2 separate regions of the Homo sapiens genome follow, and region 1 is linked to region 2. A link is a contact called in ENCODE Hi-C or POLR2A ChIA-PET data. All regions are on one chromosome and are shown on one strand. Each heading gives the region's core, a stretch centred on a gene start or an enhancer-like site at or near the end of the contact. The rest is flanking DNA. Distances are from core to core; before and after follow the strand shown. Region 1 overlaps MYO3B (myosin IIIB). Region 2 overlaps MYO3B (myosin IIIB).

Region 1 (6,803 bases), core at 3,675-6,174, 310 kb before region 2:
AACCCTGGCCTGACCTTCTATTTATCTTGTGTCTATGGACTATTACTAAGATTATACACACTCGTACCACACTGAAGGCTCTAATCTGGTGCAAGTCTCCTTGAGATTCTGTATAAGAACAATGTGTATGACACATGCAATATAAGGTCTTCTACAGGCTCCCAGACATCAGTCATTCGGCTCCCAAGTCTTTACCGAGCACCTTTAAATTTGTCTCCTACTATTGTAAGTACTGGGGATACAGCAGAGGAGATCCAATAGTCCTCTGCTCATGAACCTACATTCAAGTAGCAGACACAAATTGAAACAGAAAAGTAACTATGTAGCATATTAAATACAAGTAAGTGCCAAAGAGGAAAGTTAAAGCAGGGAAGGGGGATAGAAAGTATTGGAGGCAGGGTCTGCAATTTTAGATTGAGTGGCTACAGAAAGTGACATTTGAATAAAGACCTTAATAAATAAGTAGGAATTGATATCCCTGAATACGGTTTCAAAAGTCCTTAAAGGGCAAAAAACACTATGTGTTATGGCACGTAGAGGTTAGAGGAATGCTATAAACACTTGGTAGATTTAGCAATATATTTCATGAAATACAGTCAGGCTATATGCGTACATATTCATGATATATTAGTTCTAAAACACTTGAACTAGAGTTGTTAGATAAAATACAGGACACTGAGGCTGGGTGTGGGTGGCTCATGCCTGTACTCCTAGCACTTTGGGAGGCCAAGATGAGAGGACTGCTTAAGCTCAAAAGTTCAAGACCAGCCTGGGCAACACAGTGAGACCTTGTTTCTACAAAAAAATTTAGTCAGGCGTGGTGGCGCACATCTGTAGTCCCAGCTACTTCGGTGGCTAAAATGGGAGGATCACTTAAGCCCAGAAGGCTGAGGTTACAGTAAGCCAAGATCATTCCACTGCACTCCAGCCTGGGTGACAGAGTGAGGCCCTGTCTCAACAAACAAACAAACAAAAAAACAGGACACCCAGTTGAATTTGAACTCCAGACTAACAACAAACATATCTCAGAGATACTGTGGGTTTTGTTCTAGACTTCCTCAATAAAGCAAATATCACAATAAAGTGAGTCACACACATTTTTTGGCTTCCCAGTGCATATAATTTTTACACTATTATCTATTAAGTGTGCAACAGCCTTATGTCTAAAAAATGTACATACCTTAATTTCAAAATATGGCTAAAAAATTCTGACATAGAGACATGAAGTAAGCACATGCTGTTAGAGAAATGGCAAAAACAGACTTGCTCAACACAGGGTGGCACAAACCTTCAGTTCGTAAAAAACACAACATCTGTGAAGTGTAATGAAGCAAAAGGGAATAAAACAAGGTATGTTTGTAATTATTTAGTAAAAGTATTTTCAAATACTTAACGGGACATACTTAAGCAAAAAAGACTATTTGTTGTTTATAGAAAATTCAAATCTAAGTGGGTATCTTGCATTTTTATTTGCCAAATATGGCAACTCTAACTTGGGCAAATCACCTCTCCCCTTCTTCATCAGCAAAATATAAATAAAAACTCTTGCCTGAGCTAAGGAAAAAATGATTGCATTTGTTCTCCTGGGCAGAACAAAATAAACACACAAGACAAGGTTTTAAAATAATTAAATTAAAGATGCATATATAGTCAGAAGTTAGAAATAAAACACATACTTAACAATGTGGTTACTTATTGTTTATGATTTTGCACATCTGAAAGACAAATCCGTAAACATGGAAACTTCAAGGGAGAATAGTAATGATGAGGTATCTGTGTGGCTGCCTTTCTAGAATCTGTGCTTTTCCTTCGGCTGGAGTCTTAAAGTAACTTGTGGGTTGAGCTACTTTTGAGTTACAGTTCTAGCAGTTTAAGACTGAATTAGGCCAAGGCATAGACTTGTAGAGAAAAAGGAAACTTCAGAGACCATTTATTACACCCTTTTCATGCTGTAACTGGAGGATGTTCTTTTCACCACTGCACACCCCCCCCCCACCCCCACAAAAGATAATATTTAACCCAGTTTTCCTCTTTTAATTCTGAAAGTAGTACTTAGTCCAGGGAAGGAGAAGTAAGAAGTGCTAAAATGAAGTGCATGACACACATGGCACTAAATGATGGGGCCCAAGGACAGGTGAGGGAGGGGGCGTGAGAGGAGGGACGGACATTTTCAGAAACTTTTACAAACGAAAAGCCTAAACAAGATTGTGTGCAGTGAGTGCTGACTAGTCAGCAATGTCACAGCCGAGAAGCTTGAGGACCATCACTGAGCACGGCAATGATGACGTGGAATAGACTTTTAGGTGTGAATGGAGAAAGATCAGGAGTCTAAAGAGAAAGTGGCTGATGAACTGCCCTGTCTAAAGGGCAAGAAGTGGCACTGACTTGTTTATTGCAACTTTTTATTTTGATTTAATTATATTAATAGAAAAGATGCAAGAATAGTATAAGGAATCCTATATATTCCTCAGCAGACTTACATATTTGCTTTGTCCTCTCTCTGTCTCTGTATTGATATATACACATACAAACATGCATAATTTTTTTCTGAACCATTTGAGAGTCAGTTACAAACCTGATACTCTTTTTTTTTTTTTTTTTTTGAGACAGAGTTTCACTCTTGTTGCCCAGACTGGAGTGCAATGGCTCAATCTTGGCTCACCGCAACCCCCACCTCCCAGGTTCAAGTGATTCTCCTGCCTCAGCCTCCCGAGTAGCTGGGATTACAGGCATCTGCCACCATGCCTGACTAATTTTTTTTGTAGTTTTAGTAGAGATGGGGTTTCACGATGTTGGTCAGGCTGGTCTCGAACTCCTGACCCCAGGTGATCCGCCCACCTTGGCCTCCCAAAGTGCTAGGATTACAGGCATGAGCCACTGCGCCCAGCCTACCTGATACTCTTTTATCCCTAAATACTTCAGTGTGTGTATTTTCAAAAAGGAAGGGCATTTTCTTATATGACCAGAATACAATGATCAAAATCAGAATTTAATATGACACTATTTTCCAATCTACAGATTGTATTCAGATTTTTCCAAATGTCTCAATGGCATCTTCTATAGCAAAATAAATTCCTAGATCATCTATTGCATTCAGAGGTAACGTTCTTTTAGTTCCCTTTCATCTGGAATAGTTTCTCAGTCTTCTGTCATGTTTCATTTTGGAGCCTACAGGCCGGTCATTTTGTAAAGGCTCCCTCTATTTGGACTTGTCTGCTGTTTCCTCGTGATTAAATTCAGGTTATGCACATTTGGCAAGAAATCCACAAAAGTGATGTTGTCTTCTTCTCAATACATCATAACAGGAGGCACATGCTGTCAGTTTGTTCAATTACTGGTGATGCTAACTTTCATCACTTGGGTTAAGGTGGTTTCTGCCAGGTTTCTTCACTGTCCTTTTGTAATTAATAAGTTTCTTATGGGGACTTACTCTGAGACTATGCAAATAGTTTATTACTCCTCAAACTTTCACATAGTAGTGTTAGCATCCATTCATAATTATTGCCTGAAACAATTATTTTTGCAGTTGCCAAATGATGATTTTCTGTTTTCTTAATTTCATCTACCTTTATTATTTCATATTTTATTGTAAGTCAGAGCTCAGCCTCTTCTCTTCCTTCCTTCCTTCCTTCCATCCATCCACATGGACTCATGATATCTTATTTTATTCAATGGATTATACTCTTTTGTCATCATTTACTTTGATACTCATAGTTTGGCACTGGATGATTTTAAAGGGTTGGGAGTAACAGACTTCAAAATGAGTACAAAATGCATAATACTAAGGATGACTTAAAGTGGATGCCTCAGAGATAACAACAACTCCTCTAATCACTACAATTTGTGAGTGCTTTTTATGCATCAAATGAGATGCTACATACTTTGTATATGTTACCTCATTTAACTTTCATGTCTTGGTGAGGTAGATATTGTGCTATTTGATCTTCCACTTAAAGATGAGGAAACTGAAGCCTTGAGAAAATAAGTGCGTTTATGAAGTTCTTACCCTGTAGTAGCAGGTCTAGTGGACTCTAGGGCCCTTGTTGTCAACCACAAGACAATCCCACAAGTAGGTGTAGAAAACCCCCAGGAAAGAATAAGGCTTTAAAAGCTGGGTTACACTATTCCTGAGGGTAGCTAGACACTTTTTCCAGGACCTACAGAGAAATCTGAACTTTTTGCATTTTTACAAATGGGGCATTTGGAAACTGTCTACATGTCTGTCATCACTCCAGGTACTTCCCTAACCTGCTTTGTGGAAACCATCCTACCTGCCTGAAATCCTGTAAGGAAAGCATAAAGAAAGAGATCATCTGTGTCAATGTCAGCAGACACAGATCCAGAAAGGCATGACTTGGTTGTGTCGCCCAGGGAAACATTCCTATGGGTCAAGATAAGACAAGTGAAAGCCATGTTGGGGTGGAGGAGAGGGAGGGGGAGAGGACTAAGGGAACAGTAGAGCAGAGAAATTCACTATCTATCCAATTCTTTAGATCCCAGGTGAAGACAAGGCTGTGGCTTCCACTGTTTGCCCTCCCTGCAGGCTAATATACTAAATCTTTCTTCTGGCAACAATGCCCCTTCCACCTTCACCACACCACCACTTTTAATATGAAGTTTCAGATTCTGAGAATGAGCTTAGGTGAAAGGATGCTTCATGCTAGTAAAAATAATTTAAACAACTGCCCTCCCTTGGAGAAAAAAGCACAGTTGGATCTGAGAATAACATCCTTGCTCTCCCAGGAGGAACAAACTAAAAATAAAAGTCAACAAGGTGCTTCCTGCCAGTCAGTAAATCCAATAAGCAAAGACGATGCCTCAACCTGGCGCTGGGTAGTTAACAGCTAGCCTGACTCCCTGCACCCGAGAGCGGCCATGTGGTTCTCAGAGCTAACAGCTGCCAAGCAGAACCCCTCAGATTAACCCATAGGTGGTGTTGAACCACTTCCCATTAAGATATTTGCAAAGCAAACAAAAATGATAGCCCCACTCTGAGTCCTGGGAGCTGGCCAGGAGCACTGGCTGTTCTTGTTGACACAAAGAGCTCTCCCGGGAGGGTCTGGATCAGAGCGAGGAAGGCCACTCCCACCTGCGTCTCCAGACTGTGTTGATCTTAGGCCATTAGAATTTTGGTATCAGGGACTGTTTATTATCTAATTTCCCAAGCACAGCAGTCGCTAGAGCTCTGTTTCACGAGAGCTCTCTATTGCTCTCTGTCTTCCCCACCTACACCATTCAGATAAAAAGAACAAATTCACCCCTCCTCCTGTTTTGTCTATTCATCAAGGAGACAAGTCTGAGAAGTTACTAAGATGCACACGGAGATGTTGTGGCATTACTACTGTTAACAGCTTTTAATGGCAAATACTCCAGTTTCTTCTTAATTTAAGGTGACCAGGGCGATGCTAGTGGAAAATATATTGGCATATTTGTTTTTTATAGTGAGGAACAAGCTGCTATTTAATTCACAAAATATACTTGGAACTGAAACACCATTATGTTTTCCTTATAACCCAGTGAAGAAAGTGAAGTTAATAAAATTGTGAAAATGTACAAAGTTAATCTTCTTTCAACATGTAGGATTATAATCTAGGTTTCATTATGTGTTGATAATGAAGCACTCTTATATAAAGTTCATTTTTACAAAATTTTGTTTCCTGCAATATTTTCCACTTGAGTCCATTTTCCTTTCTCAAACTTTTCAAAATAGGCTCAATATGTAAAGGTCTTTTGGGCAGAAACTCATTCTGAGCGGGAATATAATAAAGAGCTTGATGAGGATACAACGTAGGTACCAGCAATGTGCTGAATTTCTATGGGTAATGCAGGAAGGGGATGAGGGATGGAGAAATGGTTAGAGATCAGATTTTCTTATTATTTGAAATTGTCTTTTGGATCAGAAACCAGAACTTTAGAGACGTAGATATAAATAGTATAAGGAGAGAGACAAGAAGAAAGAAAAAAAAGGAAGAAGGAAGGGAGGGAGGGAGAGAAGGAGGACAGAAGGGAAGGAAGGAAAGGAGAGGTCTAAGGGAGACTGAAATTTTTTTTTTTTTTAACTTTTATTTTAGGTCCAGGAGTACATGCTCCGGTTTGTTATATAGGTAAACTTGTGTCATGGGGGTTTGTTGTACAGATGATTCCATCACCCAGGTACTAAGCTTAATACCCAATAATCATTTTCTCTGCTCCTCCTCCTCCTCCCGACCTCTAACCTCAAGTAGGTTCCAGTGTCTGTTGTTCTCCTCTTCGTGTCCATGTGTGAGAGACTGAGAGTTCTTTAGAAAAAGTAGAGGCATTATCATGCTAAAAATATCATACTAAAAAATTGACTTTTTATAAGAAAGAAGAGAGCTATCAGGTGAAATTAAACAGCAATTTTTTGGAATCTTGAGTACATGATTCAGTTTTAGATGAAGTTTATTCAAACGAAATTAAAATGGGTTTGAAAATGTTCAAGTTTTCCAGAGAGCACGTGAGCCTAACCTTGCTAGTCAACTTTGTAGAGCAACATTGTTGACAGCAAGTCTGTTTAGGGATAGATTAATGTAAACATAAACGTTCATGTCCACAGGTGATCACATTGAAGGCCTTGATGGGGATGATGATGTGACTTCAGCTATATAGAAGAAATGTTAAAAAACTGAAAATTGGTTCCCATGCCAAACCGTCCATCGTCGTCTGATGCATTGGGCACAAAAATATTTGCCTTGAGGCTGGGCACAGTTTCTCATGCATGCAATCTCAGCACTTTGGGAAGCTGAGGCAGGTGGATCACTTGAGGTCAAGAGATTGAGACCATC
Region 2 (6,696 bases), core at 106-2,605:
AAGGTTCAAGGAAGTGACTATGAGCTGGCCAAACATCTCAGGAGATAATAATAATTTTAAAAATGCTTTGCCTGAGAGTAGGTAGGAGAGAACAAAAGTCTGGGGGTGTTGGGCGCCCACACAGGAAGGCAATTTGGTATGCTTTGTACCTTCAGAAAGAACCACGTTTGCCTCAAACACCAAAGGCTGAGAGAGTGCAGACAGTCTATGTGTGTGGTGTGTGTGGAGTAGGGGAGGTGGTTGTGTATGTGTGTGTAAACAGGCAAAGCTGAGCCTCTCACTATGCTAGCATCTATAACCTGCAGCCCTGCAGGTTCTAAATAGTTGACTAATTACCTTGGAAACTTGAATGATTTAATACAAAGGAAGGGTGCTAAATATTAGTATTTGGGAGCTTGTTATTGGTTGAACTGTGTCCTCCAAAAAAAAGATACATTTAAGTCCTAGCCCCCAGAATCTCAGAACGTGAACTTATTTGGAAATAGGGTCACTGTATATACAATTAGTTGAATTCAGATGAGGTCATACTGGAGTAGGGTGGGCCTCTAATCCGACGGGACTGGTGTTCTTATAAGAAGTCATGGACATGTGAAGACACACAGAGAAAATACCACGGCACTACAAAGGCAGAGACTGGAGTTACGCAGCTTGCAAGCCAGGGAACACCAAAGATCACCAGCAAACCTCCAGTAGCTGGGAAGAGACAAAGCAAGATCCCTCCCCTAGAGGCTTCAGAGGAAGCCTGCTGGCATCTTGGTTTCAGATTTCTAGCCTCCAGAAGTGTGAGATAATATATTTCTGTTGTTTAAAGCTACCCAGTTTGTACTACTTGATTACAGCAGACCGGGAAAATAAATATAGGGTGGAAAAGTCTTCAACCCCAAGAGAGGAGGAAAACCCACTTTAACTTCTCGCTGTTTGGTTGCACCATGAGTGCCTTCACCTGTGGCTATTGGCATGTTGGAGCCACTACTGCCCCTCAGATATTCACAGGCACTGTTGTCATAACTGCCCTAAAGTCAGTCCCAGAACAATGAAGCCATGCAGCTTGCAGCAGTCATAGCCAGGGAGATTTAAAAATCGGAAGTTTTCATGACTCTATTATTATGAGCTGCTAAATCAACAAACTCCGGAACAAACTACCTCTGATCTTATTATACGAGAAACTTAATTATCTATTGTTCAAGTTATTTTGCTCATGATAATCTCCTAAATAGTCTCCATGTGAAATTTTTCTTTCTCTCTTAAGATAATCTTTCCTGTAGTCACAGTATGCTACTCACATACAGTGTGTTTAGTTTATAAAAAATTGTTCTGATCTTAAGCCAGGCATGTTGGGGCATGCCCTGTAGTCCCAGCTACTCGGGAGGCTGAAGCAGAAGGAATGCTTGAGCTTAGGAGTTGGAGACCAGCCTGGGCAACATGGTAAGACCCCATCTTTTAAAAAAAAATTCTACTGATCTTGACTTTTAGATTAACCCTTTTATTATGCCAAGCAATTTATTTCCCCAGTAGTATTGTTTCAAAGTTCTAATACACTAAGGGCATCCCACAGAACTCTTCTCCTACACTGCTGAGTTGATACTACTCTGCCAGTATCTTTCAACTTTAGTAGTGTCCAAATGAGGTAGTAAGAGAAAATGAGTAGGGAGTATTGACAATATGATAGTCATTTCATGCTGCAGCTTTGAGGTGCCCCAGTGAACTGTGTGTCTTGACTGCTCATCAACATTTGATTGTACTGTGGTCACATTCCATTAGCTACCCGGTTTGTAGAATAGCTACCTGAATTAAATATTACACTTACTCAAGCTTGTGGAATAAAAATGGAAATAAAAAAGGGAAAAAACAATTTGGTTCAATTCCTCAAAAATAAAATAGGATCAAGGATCTCTCAGCTGCATTTTAAAAATAAAGCACAAGTCATCTGCAATGCTCTTATTCCACTGGCATTGGTATTGCGTGCATTGTCGTATTTAATCTAAAGACCACTTATTCATACAAGCAGAAGTGAAAGCATATCAGGATCAATATACCACACAGGCCATCATATGAAGACAGTGTTAATTTGAACCATTACTGATTATACTTTCAAGGACTGTTCTTGACCCAAAGCATTGCTCAGATGGACAATATAAATGCTTGTTGAATTGAATTGAAAAATGGAAGGTTGTTCTTGTGGACATTCCTATGGAGGATTATGGCGCAAAAAGAGACTTTGTTGGAAAAAATGCTTCTCCATTTAGAAAATAAAAATGTGAGAATAGTGCAGGCCTGATTCCCAAGAGCTACAGCCTGGGTCCCAGAGCATACTGGACACAATCACACATCCTGAGAGAATCCTGCACTTGAACAGTCAGACATTCACTCCTGCAACGTGCTGTCAAGGTGTCCATACCTTAAACTGCTTACTTTTCAATTGATCCACTGCAACAGGCAGGATGCAGTGCTGGCTTTTCCCAGCTAACAGGGGAACCACTTCCAGGGAATCTGAGCAAAAAGCTCACCATAAACTGTCCCCTACAGAAACACTCCATTTTTTTTTTTTTTTTTTTTTTTTTTGAGACGGAATCTGGCTCTGTCGCCCAGGCTGGAGTGCAGTGGTGCAATCTTGGCTCACTGCAAGCTCTGCCTCCCGGGTTCACGCCACTCTCCTGCCTCAGCCTCCCGAGTAGCTGGGACTACAGGCCCCTGCCATCCTGCCAGGCTAATTTTTGTATTTTTAGTAGAGATGGGGTTTCACCGTGTTAGCCAGGATGGTCTCGATCTCCTGACCTTGTGATTCGCCTGCCTCCGCCTTCCAAAGTGCTGGGATTACAGGCGTGAGCCACCGCTCCCGGTCAACACTCCACATATTTTATTCAATCCAGTTAAAGTTGGAAAGTCAGAAACACCTCTTTTTTGATTGTTTTGTTTTGTTTTGTTTTGTTTTTGAGACGGAGTCTCACTCTGTCTCCCAGGCTGGAGTGCAGTGGCACAATCTCGGCTCACTGCAAGCTCCGCCTTCCGGGTTCACGCCATTCTTCTTGCTCAGCCTCCTGAGTAGCTGGGACTACAGGCACCCGCCACCATGCCCAGCTAATTTTTTGTATTTTTAGTAGAGACAGGGTTTCACTGTGTTAGCCAGGATGGTCTCGATCTCCTGACCTCGTGATCTGCCCACCTTGGCCTCCCAAAGTGCTGGGATTACAGGTATGAGCCACCACACCCGGCCACAAACACCTCTTAATAAATGTACAAAGCCATTTATACATAAATGTACAAAGCCAAGAAAATGCTTCTCTTAATTATATTTTGTGATTTTGAAAATACCAATTTGCTCTAGAGTAGAACAGGAATACCATCTTCCGTGTTATATCACCCCAAATATTAGTTGAGTGACCTTAGTTATGCTTTCCTTTCAGAACAGATCTAAATCTACAGACAAATTTGCTAATATCAATAGTTGTGAAGCCGTCCTCAAACTGTCCTGCAAGTGCATCTTATCCCTTTGGCTTTCTTACAGATGGATGCATTCATTCATTCAACAGATTTTTTTTTTTTTTGAGAGACAGAGTCTAACTCTGTCACCCAGGCTGAAGTGCAGTGGTGGCATCTCTGCTCACTGCAACCTCTGCCTCCCGGGTTCAAACAATTCTCCTGCCTCAACCTCCAGAGTAGCTGGAATTACAGGTGTGTACTACCACACCCAGCTAATTTTTGTATTTTTAGTAGAGATGGGGTTTTGCCATGTTGGACAGGCTGGTCTCAAACTCCTGATCTCAAATGATCTGCCTGCGTCGGCCTCCCAAAGTGCTGGGATTACAGGCATGAGCCACCGCTCCTGACCCAACAGATAATTTTTTTGAGCATGTACTCTGTATCAAGCACTATATTAAGAGCTTAGGCATCCCAAGTCCCTGGCAGACCTGAGTCCAGTTGGGAGACCTGCCTGCCAACAACTACAATGCAGTGGTGATACTGTATTAAGGGAGGGTCTAAGGACGTGGTGGAAACTTAGGGAAAGGAGCCTCAATGTGGGCAAGGGATTAGGGAATGTTTCCCAGCAGAGCTAGCATTTGAGACTTGTCAATTAAGGAGGAATTTTCCAGAGGCCTGGGGGCCATTCCAGATGATATAATAGTACACCAAGGGTTTAAAGGAAAGACACATCAGTAGGGATTTGGAGAGTCACCTGCTGTTCACTACTGTTGGGGCATTAAGAACAAGTAAATTGGGGGAAGTAATCTGAAACAAGGCTGGATAGATAGGGGCTGGAATATTAAGAGCTTTATTCAAAATTCAAAGAAGTTTTGACTTTATCCTGCAGTGCTTCTCAAAGTGGGATTCACAAAGTCCCTAGATAACTTTTTATGTTTTTGGTTTTGTTTCAGTGATAATTGTATTAATAATAATAATAATGGGAGAAGGAGGAGTAAAAACATAGTCTAGATCATCTGGATGACTATTTGTCACACAGTGTTCATATTATGTTTACTATTAAGTTGGCACCAAGCCAACACAGATGTAACAGTTGGAGATCAAAAGAGGTGCTGTTTGAACAAACAGATTATGCTAGCTGAAATGGAATAAAGTAGTAGGAGAACTGAGTAGCCGCATGGTACGTGGTTGTAGGTGTGCCAGACTGAAAATAACCCATACTATTGTGTCCTGAAACATAAGCACACTGCAAAGGACAATGGAGAGTCACAAAACAGTATCATTTGTCTCATAAAAGTAGAGCTGCTTACTTGAATGTTACTGGCATTGTATAATAGCTTTTTTTCATAATACATTTTTTTCCTTTTGGTTTTATACTTCTGCAAATAAAAATGACAAAGAGTTTATATCTAGTTTTATGTTTTGTAAAACCTATTTAAGAAATATTTAAGATTTAGGTAAACACTGGAAATTGCAGCATTTTTCTTTTTCTTTAAAATGGGCCTATCCATTACCCAGTATGAAAGAAAGAGCCATAGATGATGGGAGGCGGGGGAGGTCACTGAAGAAATTTAAGCAGAGATTAGTGTGAACCACTTACTTTGTTAGGAGACCACTTTGGCAGTCACACAGAGGAAATACCATCATGCAGAGATGGAAAGACATCTAAGGAGGTGACCATCTGAGTCCTTTTATTAAAAGAACCCATTTGTTTAATCCAGAAAGCTGCTCTCAGGCAAAGGTCAGCATACTGTGGAATTAAATGACCTGAAAAACTAAACTGCACTGGTGTTTCAGAGCAAGACTCATCTAGCTGGAAGGTTCCCCAAACTTCTACATGCGTCATTTTCCAGAGAGTTCTGTGATGATGCCAAACCTAAATTAGGAATAAATCCCATGTTTCACTACAGAGAGCCGACAAAGTACACAAGATAAGTTGCTATGTATCTGGTAACAAAAAAACAACCAGGGCCACCGCATATAGTTCTGTAGGCCAGTTGGTGCTGAAATCTGGCTCTTCACAAAGCCATATACCTCTGGGGCTGCATGTATCCAGGGAAGTTGACTTTTTCTAATTTATACAAGGGCTGATGAATTTGCCAAGACATGGCCCTTGGAGGGGGCTGCATCTTCTGGAGGGACACTTTCTTCTAATTGCATGAAGGTGCCCTGTGGGATAGCTATAACTTAATCTTGCTTTTCTGAGGTTACATCTCACCAGCATCGCTGACCAAACTAGTACTCTTAAAGTTCAATGAGGATAATGGACTTTCTTCTCCCTAAAAATTCTGCAAAGCATATGACTTACCCATAAAAAGGCATAGTACCAAGGCATTCAACAAGTGCAAAGAAAGAACTAGGTATTTCCAGCTTACCTCAGGGGCCATCCAGAACGGGGTGCCAACAGATGTGTTTCTCCGCAGACGTGTACTGGTGAGTTGAGCTGAAACACCTATAAGGAAAGAGTATCAGAATTCAAAAGTGAGCAAAGTATGATGCTAGACCAGCAATCGGCAGACTTTTTCCACAAAGGCCAAATAAGTACTTTAGGCTTTGTGGGCCATATGGTCTCTGTCACAACTACTCAGTTCTGCTGCAATAGTACAAAAGCAGCCATAGTAAACACATAAATGAATGAATGTGGCTGCATTCCAATAAAACTTTATTTATAGATGCTGAAATTTGAATTTCATATAATTTTCACGTCACAGAATATTTTGGGTTTTTTTTTTCCAATCATTTAAAAATGTAAAAACCATTCCTAGCTCATAGGCCATATGAAAATAGGAGGTAGGTCATATTTGGCTCACTAGCTGTAGTTGCCAAACTACAACTCTGGAGCATTTATCACTCTATTTAAATCATTAGGATTTTTTTTTTTCCCTAATGGACATCCCTGTCTATATCACTGCAAAAATCAAAAGAAAAATATCAACAACTAGGATCAATCCAAAATATCATCCTATTATATTTCCAAATTATTTCACATGACTTCTTTCTTAATAAGGGGCTTCATTTTATGGAGAAAGAAGATCGGCTGCACTATCTGTAACAGAGCATCAGTGTAGACATAAAAAGATTTCAGTGCCTTATCTTGCCTAGAAGCCTGGAAACCTGGCAAGAAAGCTGTGTTTGTCAAATGGAAAAAGAAAATGACTAATAACATTATCTGGGGCTCAATGTTGGGGACCTGAATTCTAATGTAACTCCAATGTCCTTTAACCAACTGTCTTCTTCATATCACGAGAGCGTAAAGGTCCACAGGATTAAAAATCA

The links. A loop is a pair of places that touch in the nucleus more often than their neighbours do. ChIA-PET counts read pairs that join two places held with the same protein, here RNA polymerase II (POLR2A). Pooled maps may share reads with other maps.
Region 1: a map with no recorded cell type shows a loop between it and region 2 (2.4-fold over the local background). The contact joins two enhancer-like sites. A Hi-C loop is called at or near these places in 1 of 37 single-sample maps with no recorded cell type and 2 of 50 pooled maps. POLR2A ChIA-PET finds 5 or more read pairs at or near these places in 1 of 52 experiments (Caco-2).

The regions. Positions count from the first base shown.
Region 1 is chr2:170,528,617-170,535,419 of GRCh38, reverse strand. The region is part of intron 30 of MYO3B (myosin IIIB); the gene reads right to left. Among named protein-coding and RNA genes, the nearest start is that of MYO3B-AS1, 180 kb to the right of the region's middle. Within about 2 kb of position 4,924, at least 14 of the 41 ENCODE cell types and tissues checked have a DNase peak (open chromatin) inside an H3K27ac peak, as active enhancers do.
Region 2 is chr2:170,216,495-170,223,190 of GRCh38, reverse strand. It overlaps MYO3B (myosin IIIB), which reads right to left. Exons shown (of 35, transcript NM_138995.5): 6 at 5,796-5,872. Among named protein-coding and RNA genes, the nearest start is that of MYO3B, 42 kb to the right of the region's middle. RefSeq lists enhancers at 903-1,403, 999-2,198. Within about 2 kb of position 1,355, at least 4 of the 41 ENCODE cell types and tissues checked have a DNase peak (open chromatin) inside an H3K27ac peak, as active enhancers do.